Regions from separate parts of the Mus musculus genome. Here region 2 is linked to region 1. Evidence: chromatin loops called from intact Hi-C (ENCODE). Cell type or tissue: left cerebral cortex. All regions are shown on one strand. Each heading gives the region's core, and the rest is flanking DNA. Links, peaks and the distances in the headings are about the cores only.

Evidence for each region. Hi-C counts contacts between places; a loop is a spot of excess contacts. Peaks named below come from ENCODE experiments on the same cell type or tissue, not always from the same donor. Only the 100,000 strongest peaks of a DNase experiment are listed, where the experiment ranks them.
Region 2: a loop joins it to region 1, with 2.8 times the contacts of the local background. A loop is called at or near these places in 2 of 42 quality-filtered maps.

The regions. Positions count from the first base shown.
Region 1 is chr9:94,667,398-94,671,793 of GRCm38, forward strand. It overlaps Slc9a9 (solute carrier family 9 (sodium/hydrogen exchanger), member 9), which reads left to right and starts at 2,495. Exons shown (of 16, transcript NM_177909.5): 1 at 2,495-2,839. The coding sequence starts at 2,665. In left cerebral cortex, for the core only: CTCF peaks have their summits at 1,458 and 2,727; DNase peaks (open chromatin) are centred at 1,455, 1,883, 2,527 and 3,046; H3K4me3 peaks cover 2,615 bases; H3K27ac peaks cover 2,443 bases.
Region 2 is chr9:94,723,286-94,727,681 of GRCm38, forward strand. All of the region lies in intron 4 of Slc9a9 (solute carrier family 9 (sodium/hydrogen exchanger), member 9), which reads left to right. Among named protein-coding and RNA genes, the nearest start is that of Mir7656, 26 kb to the right of the region's middle. In left cerebral cortex, for the core only: no CTCF peak of the experiment used is centred there; DNase peaks (open chromatin) are centred at 1,677 and 2,033.

The sequences.
Region 1 (4,396 bases), core at 253-4,252:
CCTCTGTGGCCTCTGCATCAATTCTTGTATCCAGGTTCCTGCCCCAACTTCCTTTTATGAGAGACTATGATCTGGATGTACGAGCCAAATAAACTTTCCTCGCCAAGTTGTTTTTGATCATCACAATCCAAAGCTAGTTAAGACAACCGCTGTGTTTTGAGTTCCAAACCAGGTTCCTGTGAGCTTGTGGCTTGAAGGGTTATCGTCATCAGGTGCCAGCACAGTGCCGTCATTTCCAGTTGATAATCGTCCATCTGTCAGCATCTATCTCCTTAATATAGACAGCACAGCACTTAGTAATGTTGGGAACCTTGGCTATTCCTGTAATTAGTTGTTCTAGTTTTACTAGGACCCAGAACTGTTACTGTTGGTTAGTGTCTGGGGTCAGGCAGCTCTGGTTACTAGGTTTCTTATCCAAAGAACTGAAAACACGGTTCACACAGATTCACAAAGGAAGCAAGGTAGCTGGATGGGAGCAAGGCCACAGTGCAGATTGTTGAGGGAGACACCGTCAACACTGACAGCTGGCCTCAGGACAGCACTCATTGAATCATGAGAAGGACCAGAAGAATGCTTGCAAGGGTTCGTTCTCTCCACTGAACCCACGGACCCAGGGAATCGAACTCAAGTCATCAGGTTTGGCAGCAAGTACCTTTACTCAACCGAGCCATCTCGCCAGCCCTCTCCTTTCTTTTAACAAATGAAAATTTACGGTCTTCCCAGAGACGCCTTGGATGGGATTGTAAACTGATAATATGAAAAAACAAACAAACAAACAAAAAATTAGTTACAGAGTTGAATCAGAGAGTTAGAACCAGTCTTTTGCTTGTAAATGATGTTTTGAGAGTCCTAGCTTTTACAACTGGAAAGGTAGAGAGGCCATGTGTCCTTATGCCTCAAGAAAACAGCTTTCCATTTTAATGTTCCCAGTGAAGCGTCTCTATGGACGAGAAATACTGTCTTTGTTCCAAATCGTCCTAGCCAACTGCTGTTGACAGTGCTGCCATTCTCCATGCTCCAGGCAGCAGGCTTGGGCCAGGCTTCCAGGTGAGGCCTTCCTTTCTCTACCCACAATTCCTTCATCTTCCTACACTGCCTTATTTCAACAGCAAGCTTAAAGCTTTTGAAAAGCTTGTAGAGTCAGGCAAACAATCTCCTGCTCCTTCTCACCCACTTCCTGGGTCTCTTCACAGGAAGAGGGAAAGAGATGTGGTAAGACAATCGAAGAGCAAGTCTGCCTTAAAAGCAGCAAAACCAGGAAGTTCTCTCGTTTTTGAATTTGCATTATCTTGTAAATCTAACGACTCACCTGTGGGTTTTTGAATACGGAAGGTGAGGCTGCTGGCAAATGCTTGCAAGCAATAGCTGACAGGCTTCAAGACAACTCCAGTATTAGTCATCACAGAGATGCGTGCCAAAAGGGACCATGGGTAAAAACATCTGCTGTGCACACAGATGCCCCCTGCTGAGCCAAGCACACAGAGAAAACCAACTCCAGCTCGGAGTTGCATAAGCAAAGAGGCTGAGGCACTGGAGTGCTTGATGCTCTCCCAGAGTGGGAAATTAGCTTTCCGATGGGTAGTTACCTTCCAGTGTCTATGTAGCTCAGGGAGACCTTGAATTCACAGCGATCCTCTTGCCTCAGCTTCCTGAACGCTAGAGTTACAGGTCTGTAAGACCATAATATTATTATGTGTTTGTCTCAAAGCCTTTAGTGTCATATTTTTTTCAGGGTGCCTTACAATACAGAAATGGAATTCTAATTCTATCAGAATAGAAGCCAGACATTAACACTCGTCCATTTTACCATGTGGTGAGATGTGGGGGTCTCCACAGCAGACCTGGCTGCATGGTGACTGATTGGTAAAGACAAGGAAATCTTGATGTTTGCCTAGGAAGCAGAAGAACTGGAGGTACCAGTCTTAAACACCTCCCTCTCCCTTTTCTCCCTCCCTCCCTTCTTCCCTCCATCCTCCACCTTCTCTATCTCTCTTCCTTTTTTTCTTCAACAAATTTAAATAGCACCGTTAAAGGACTGGGGCTAGACTTTTCTTTTTGATTATTTTAGTTGACCGGCAATTATAAAAAGTCAGAGAATCGTGCACTGGATCTGTGCCTCTCAACTTCAGAAATAGTCCTGTGAAATCATACCTGTCAATCCTCCCCTGGGAGGCTGTGGTGGGAGGGGAGAAACCTGAGTAGGTGAAGTTAAGGGTCTGGACTTGCCCTTTTGAATCTGAAAACTATTGATGTGCCGGGTTGAACTGTCTTACTATCAATGTACAATTTGCCAGTTGCATACAGACTAAGAAATCATGCTGGAAACAGGAGGGCCACGAGTCTGGACATCAGCATCTTGCTGGCAGATTTGACCAGTGTGGAAGATCTCTTTCCAGAGTGAATCATTTAAAGACAGAATCTTTTATGATGAAACCACCCTCTGGAGTTTGAAAAGAGACGGGGCTGCTTTAAGAGAGAAACAGGAAGTTGTAACGAGAAGCCGGTCTGAATGCTAAGCCATCTGAATTGCTTGCGAAGTAGCAACAAAGTAGCAGCGTTTATTCTGAAATTCTGTGGGCGCCAGTCTATCCTAGGCAACCCTCATCTAAGGGCTCATCCCTTGTCCAGGGATTTCTCTGAGCATCACAGTCGGTCGAGTGGAGAATGGCTGGGCAGCTTCGGTTTACGTCAGGGAAGGATGAAGATCATTTTCAACACCAGGGAGCAGTGGAGCTACTCGCGTTTAATTTTTTGCTCATCCTTACCATTTTAACAATCTGGTTATTTAAAAATCACCGATTCCGCTTCTTGCATGAGACTGGAGGGGCGATGGTGTATGGTGAGTGTGTAAATGGTGGGGTAGATGTGTAACTTGTTGCCTGGGCGTAGTAATTAGAGACTTGTGCTCAGATGGCAAAGTGCAGAAAGTGAGGGGAACATGCTGATTGAAGTGTCATTAGCTCAGCGAGAGGTGCCGCAGTGTTAGGGATGCTAACCTCTTTCCAGAGGAGCGGCAGAAATTCCGCCTGACCACAGAGCAGCTGTCACAGTGACAGGCTCTGAGGCAGCACAGTATGTGAGTCTGTTGACAGCTGCAGTCCTTTGTCATGCGGGGAGTCATGGAGCGCTAGTCATGGTAGTAGGTTGTGGTGGCAATGCAGTCAGTCAGCGCAGCCTCTTCCACAGGCAGCCAGAGGAGCCAGGCAAAGTTAAGGGAATGGCTTCAGACTGCATGGAGGAAATACCCTTTCAACTATTTTCAAGAAGAAATACTCGTAGAAACAGACCCCACCCTTGTAATGGGAATAATTGTGTCCAAATCCTTTTTCATCCTGTGAACACTATTTTAGCTTCTGATAATAAAAGTGTTAAACCAAGAATTTCCTATTTAACATTTTCCATTGCTTAGCCTGATTTAATATGGTCTTGTTTATAATACTTATTTGTGTTCTCACACCACACACACACTTCTCTCTCTCTCTCTCTCTCTCTCTCTCTCTCTCTCTCTCTCTCTCTCTCTCCCTCTCCCTCTCTCTCCTCTCTCTCTCCCTCTCTCTCTCCCTCTCTCTCCCCCTTTCTCTCTCTCTCATTTTAGACAGGTCTCACTCTATAGACAAGGTTGGCCTCAGACTCACAGTGATCTTCCTGCTTCAACCTCCTGGGTGCTGGAATAATATGTATAAGTAAGAACACCCAATTCTTTAAACTACAGAGGGGAAAAAAGGTTTTAATTTAAGGTTTAACCTCCCAAAGTGATGCTCTTTCTGTGCAAGTTACCATGGCATCCATCATTTTTGGGAAGTTTAATAAAATGTGATTATGGAGTTTGTACAGACTAGCCTGGTTTATCTAGTTTATTAAGATGAGCTACAAGGCACTAGCACTGAGCTGGTACTGAGACAAATTGTCTCACTACCAACTGACTTCATGACCCTTATCCTACCAAGTAAAAGGTAACAGCTTTGAACATAATGGGAACAGTCAAGGGCTGCCAAAACGGATAGCAAAGAACATACTTTTTGACTTCTCCTTCTTTTTGGAGGAGGCCCTTTTATATGTCTGGGCTCCAGGGAAACAAGATGAGGGCACCTTTCATGTGCTAAGCGTGTGATGGACTGATGTTAACAAGGAATGGTCCTGAAGGGAAAGCATGAGATAGCCTACCCTTGAGCCACTTGAGCTGTAGGACAGACCGTTAAGGCCATGTAGTGCAGCTTGCTTTCTCGAAGCCAATTCAGAGCTCCACTAAGTTTCTTTGTACTGAAGGTCCTACAGCACACAGCAAAACTTTTCAGGGTGGGAGAGACAGGCCAAAAGAGAAGGGCACAGCGCTTTCAGAGGCCGAGCCCTAGACGTGAGTCATTCTCCCTTTCTCCATAATCGATTTACCAGGAGC
Region 2 (4,396 bases), core at 160-4,159, 56 kb after region 1:
GAGTACAATGCTTGCACCATAGCCCACACCTAACTTTAGTTCCTCTATGTTAATAAGGAATGGGTATTAGCTCTCTTGAGGCTTTTGCTTCTTCTTAACTATCCAAACTGTCAGAGGCAAGAGATGCCTGAGACTTATCCTATTATATTGCTGACCTTTCATTAACTGTGATTCAGGCCATGTTTTTACAGGTCATATCTTAATTACATTTTTTTTGTGCCATATAACATGACAACAGTCCCTTCCTTCTACACCTCCTGTTGGTATTGCTTCTGAGTCTCGCTGCCAGTTCTCCTTCCAAGCTTACTTGTTCCTATTGATTTCTTATAACTTAGCATTCCATCACCAAACACTCTTCTTCCTAGGCAAACCTCTGGCTTCCTCCACAACAAGATAAATTGCTTACATGATTGTGAAGATGTTGCTGTTAATTTGCAACAAAACAGTAGCCATTGTAGGCTGCAGATTTAAGGCCTCCACAGAAACCAATGACCTGATTATTTCACACTGCACTGCACAGAGCTAAATACAATTACTCCCTTATCCCAGTGGAGAGGAATTAGGAGTGCAGAAAGAGGGGAAACATTATCCTAGGAGAGAGGAATGTACGGAGAAACTCATTTGGAAGAGTGTGAGTATTTACTGTGCATGGTTCAGGCTTTAGGGAGTAATTTCACTTCTCAGTTCTCTGTGTCTAAGGAAAGGCAATTCCATTAAAGGTTAGAAATGCGGTAAAAGGTACTGTTTTCATAACCTCCTGCCCACAGTGTTTCTATGTAGTTCATTATGTTTTCATTTTATAGTGATAAGGAGACTGTCGCAGCAGCATCCATCTACCATACTGATACAAACACCGAGGCTCGATTACTTCCCCAAATGTGAATATTTGTCGGAGGATAACTATTTGCTCAGATTTCTGGATCTCTGAAAATGTTTTTCAAAAGTGGTTAAGGGTCTACCCCACTCTGATTTGTTCTTCAAATCAGTCAATCGAAACAACACCACCACCACCACAAATTGAGACATATGAGACATGTGATAAATAACATAATCACACATGTAGTATATGCACCCATGTCACATATGCAGTATATGCACCCATGTACAGCTTTATTCACCCAGCTCTTTCAACCTCAATGAGATTTTAACCTATTCTTTTCATTTGCTTATCATGCAAGCTATGATTTAAATTTCTCCTCAAAGATGTCTGTCTATAAATGATAAAGTTGTTCAGAGCCTGGAGGTAAAACTTCATGTTACTAAATGTCTAGCACCAGTAATGGCACCGTGTTCTCAAATATTTCAAAAACCGAGTTTAGGTCCCCTAGAGGAAATACATACACAGAGCATGCAGGTTGGCTAGCATGAACTTGCTCAATTACAGCCCACACTACATGTTTCAGGAGCTGTGTCTCTAAGTTCTTCTTAGACTCAGATGATCTGCTGCTTCCACTGACCTGTAGTTTAGCTTGGCTCTTTCCATTGAATTTGTAGGGAGCGAGAAATTGATATTCCTGTTGGAAAAAATACAACTCACCCAAATGTTTTTCTCCTATTCCTTCTAAATTTAACTATTTTTCCATCTATCATATTAGGAAAATACAACTACTTTTAAAGTATCTGCTTCTAAGGTTGCCAAATAATTTCCACCCACGTCCCTCTTCCTCCCTCTAGGCTTCCAGTAGAATCAGTTACAAGAAATATGCTTAGCTAACACACTATCCTTCCAAAACATATGCTTTGATTCCATTCTTTCCACGTTGAAAATTTCCTATATTCTGGAAGAATTGAAACATTATTTTTGTTTTAAATTTCCATAAAATTAAAGAGACATAGTCTAACGTTGAGTTGCTCATAGTTATTTAAACATGTTGAAGAATTTTTGAATAGTGTTAATATTCTTCATGCGATGTAATTATGGCCATGTATGCGATGTAACTTGTCAAAGCCATGTTAGAATCATACTGGAAGAGGATGTGTTAGGATCATACTGGAAGGAGACTGGCTCTTGGCTCAGTGTCATCTGCCTGGTGGGTGAGATGAGAGCTCTCATACACAGAGGAGACAGACTCGCTGTAAAACTGAACACCAGCATCAAGGAATATTCATGAGGACTTGGAAAGAATACTCCTTTGTCTGTTAAGTCTGACAAAAATTGGATCATTTTACTTAATACAAAAATGTTAACTATAGACCTAAACCTATAGTCATATAAATGTGTGAATCGGAGGCAGGAGAATCACTACGAGTTTAAGGCCATCTGGGCTACATAGTGAGTTTAAGATCAGCTTTGTAACATAACAAAACCCTCAAAAACACCCCCTAGCCAAACGCCCTCTATTCAGCAATAGTTTATAGATAAATTAGTGCAATAATTTATAGATAATATTAGCTGAATTAACTAGTTAATCCTCCCTCTCAGAGCTTGAAAAGGGCACAAGAGGGTTGACTCAACGCTCCTCTTTGTGAGGTCATTCAAGAAGAAAAAAAATACAGAAACATTTTTTAGATAATAGTTTAGAAAATAGCTTTTGGTTTTAAGCTGAATAATTGTTAAGAGATCTGATAATTAATTTCTCAAGATAAATTTTAACTTCATCAAACATCATCAAAAAGCACCTAAAATATATATATTTTTTAAAAATGGTATTTTTCAAAATAATTTTTAAAATTATTTTATTTTGTGTAATAGTATTTTCCCTATGTGTATGTCTGTGCACCACTTGCATGCCTTGTAGCCACGGAGACCAGAAGAGGGCACTGGATCCCCTAGAACTGGTGTTCTATTCAGCCATGAGCCATAGTGTAGGTACTGGGAGTTGAACCCTGGTCCTTTGTGAGAGCAGCAAACATTTAGCCATAGAGTTGCCTTTGTAGCTCTAGCTTTTTTTTTTTTTCCTAAAACAGACTCTTGGGTAAGTTTTTTTGATTCCAATTTTCTTTTACTGGACTGAGAAAGAGAGAGGCCTTTGGATACTTAGCTGATTTTCTCCATAACTTGATTTTTTTCCCCCAGTTGATTGTGTGCTTAAGGCAGCTAAATTTCAAGAAACTCTTGATTGTTTGTGTTGAAATGAAAAGGTTATTCTCCAGAAAAAGCCAGAAGGGCTCTGACCTCAGTTTTGTGTATTTTTCACCCTGACTATGGTGAGTTCTTTGACTCTATGAGAATAAATTCCACACTAAGAAAAGTGCCCTGAAGTGAGTTTGCAGAGTTCTTATGGTGAGAAGTCTTAAGTTGTACAACCTCTCTCAAATCAGAAACATCTGTTGGGATATGTTCTCCTCCATCGAAACAATGTTCTTAGCTTAGTTATACAAAACCTGGATAGAACACTGCTCGTGATACGTTATAGGCTAAAAATATTCTTATCTAGAAAAGAAATACCCTTTTATAAATTCCGATTTTTTGACATCAAATACTATTTGAGTCTTCTATTTTGATTTATAGTTTAATCTTTTTTCTCTAATAAGACAGCTTCAAAAAACCACGAGCTTGTAAAGAAGTTTATTGAGAAAAGTAGCTTTTAGACTAAGGTTTGACTGTATAATGCTTTAGAATTTGCCCTCCCTTTCATTTAGATTTAATGATTTTTGTACAGTGGTCACTTCATTGTATAAGTCCACTAAATCAGAATCAAGAAAACATACTAGAGATAAATGTTTTACACACAATTTATTTTGAGGAGGTGGGTAATGATTTTACCCAAGGATGGAGAGTTATGTTAGCAATTTTCCTTCTGCAGATGTAAATGGCAGAGTATTAGAAATCCTGTCCCTAACTTAAGCCAACACACATTTGTAGAAAGTGATAGGAAATCGGTCCGGTGCCCCCAGACTTCAGATTTGAAGAACAGATATTTAAATTTTGAGGGTAATGTATTTTGTTTGGAATATAGAAGAGTGTTACATTCTCTCAGCATTCCAAGGATTTGCATACAGACTAGATTCAGAGCGCAACACAACCTGGTAAATCTAGAATATACTTTTATGTCCCCAAACCTGCTCAGAGTCAGAGCTGATTTTGAATGTGCTTAGAGACATCGTCATGTGTTATTCCAAATTCAGATCTCAAAATCGTTTTAAGGTTCTCATTGCTTTGCCTGCTGAGGCGAAGAGGAAGAGGTGGCTCTTTTAAAAGCCTGTTTTAACAAGCAGGTGTGAGATGTCATTTTGGTAAAATTACTTGTGGATTTCAGAGTCAGCCAAACCCTAAACATGAAGGATAGAGTTTGGGTTATATTAAAATGGACGCTGACGATGGATGGGACGACTGTCACCATGAAGAAAGCTGCTGATTTTCCTCTCTAAAACATACAAAATGAGACAACTGTGCAAGGTAAATGGCCCGACCTCCAGGGCTGAGCAGCCATCAGCTTTTGCATCCTGCCCTCTG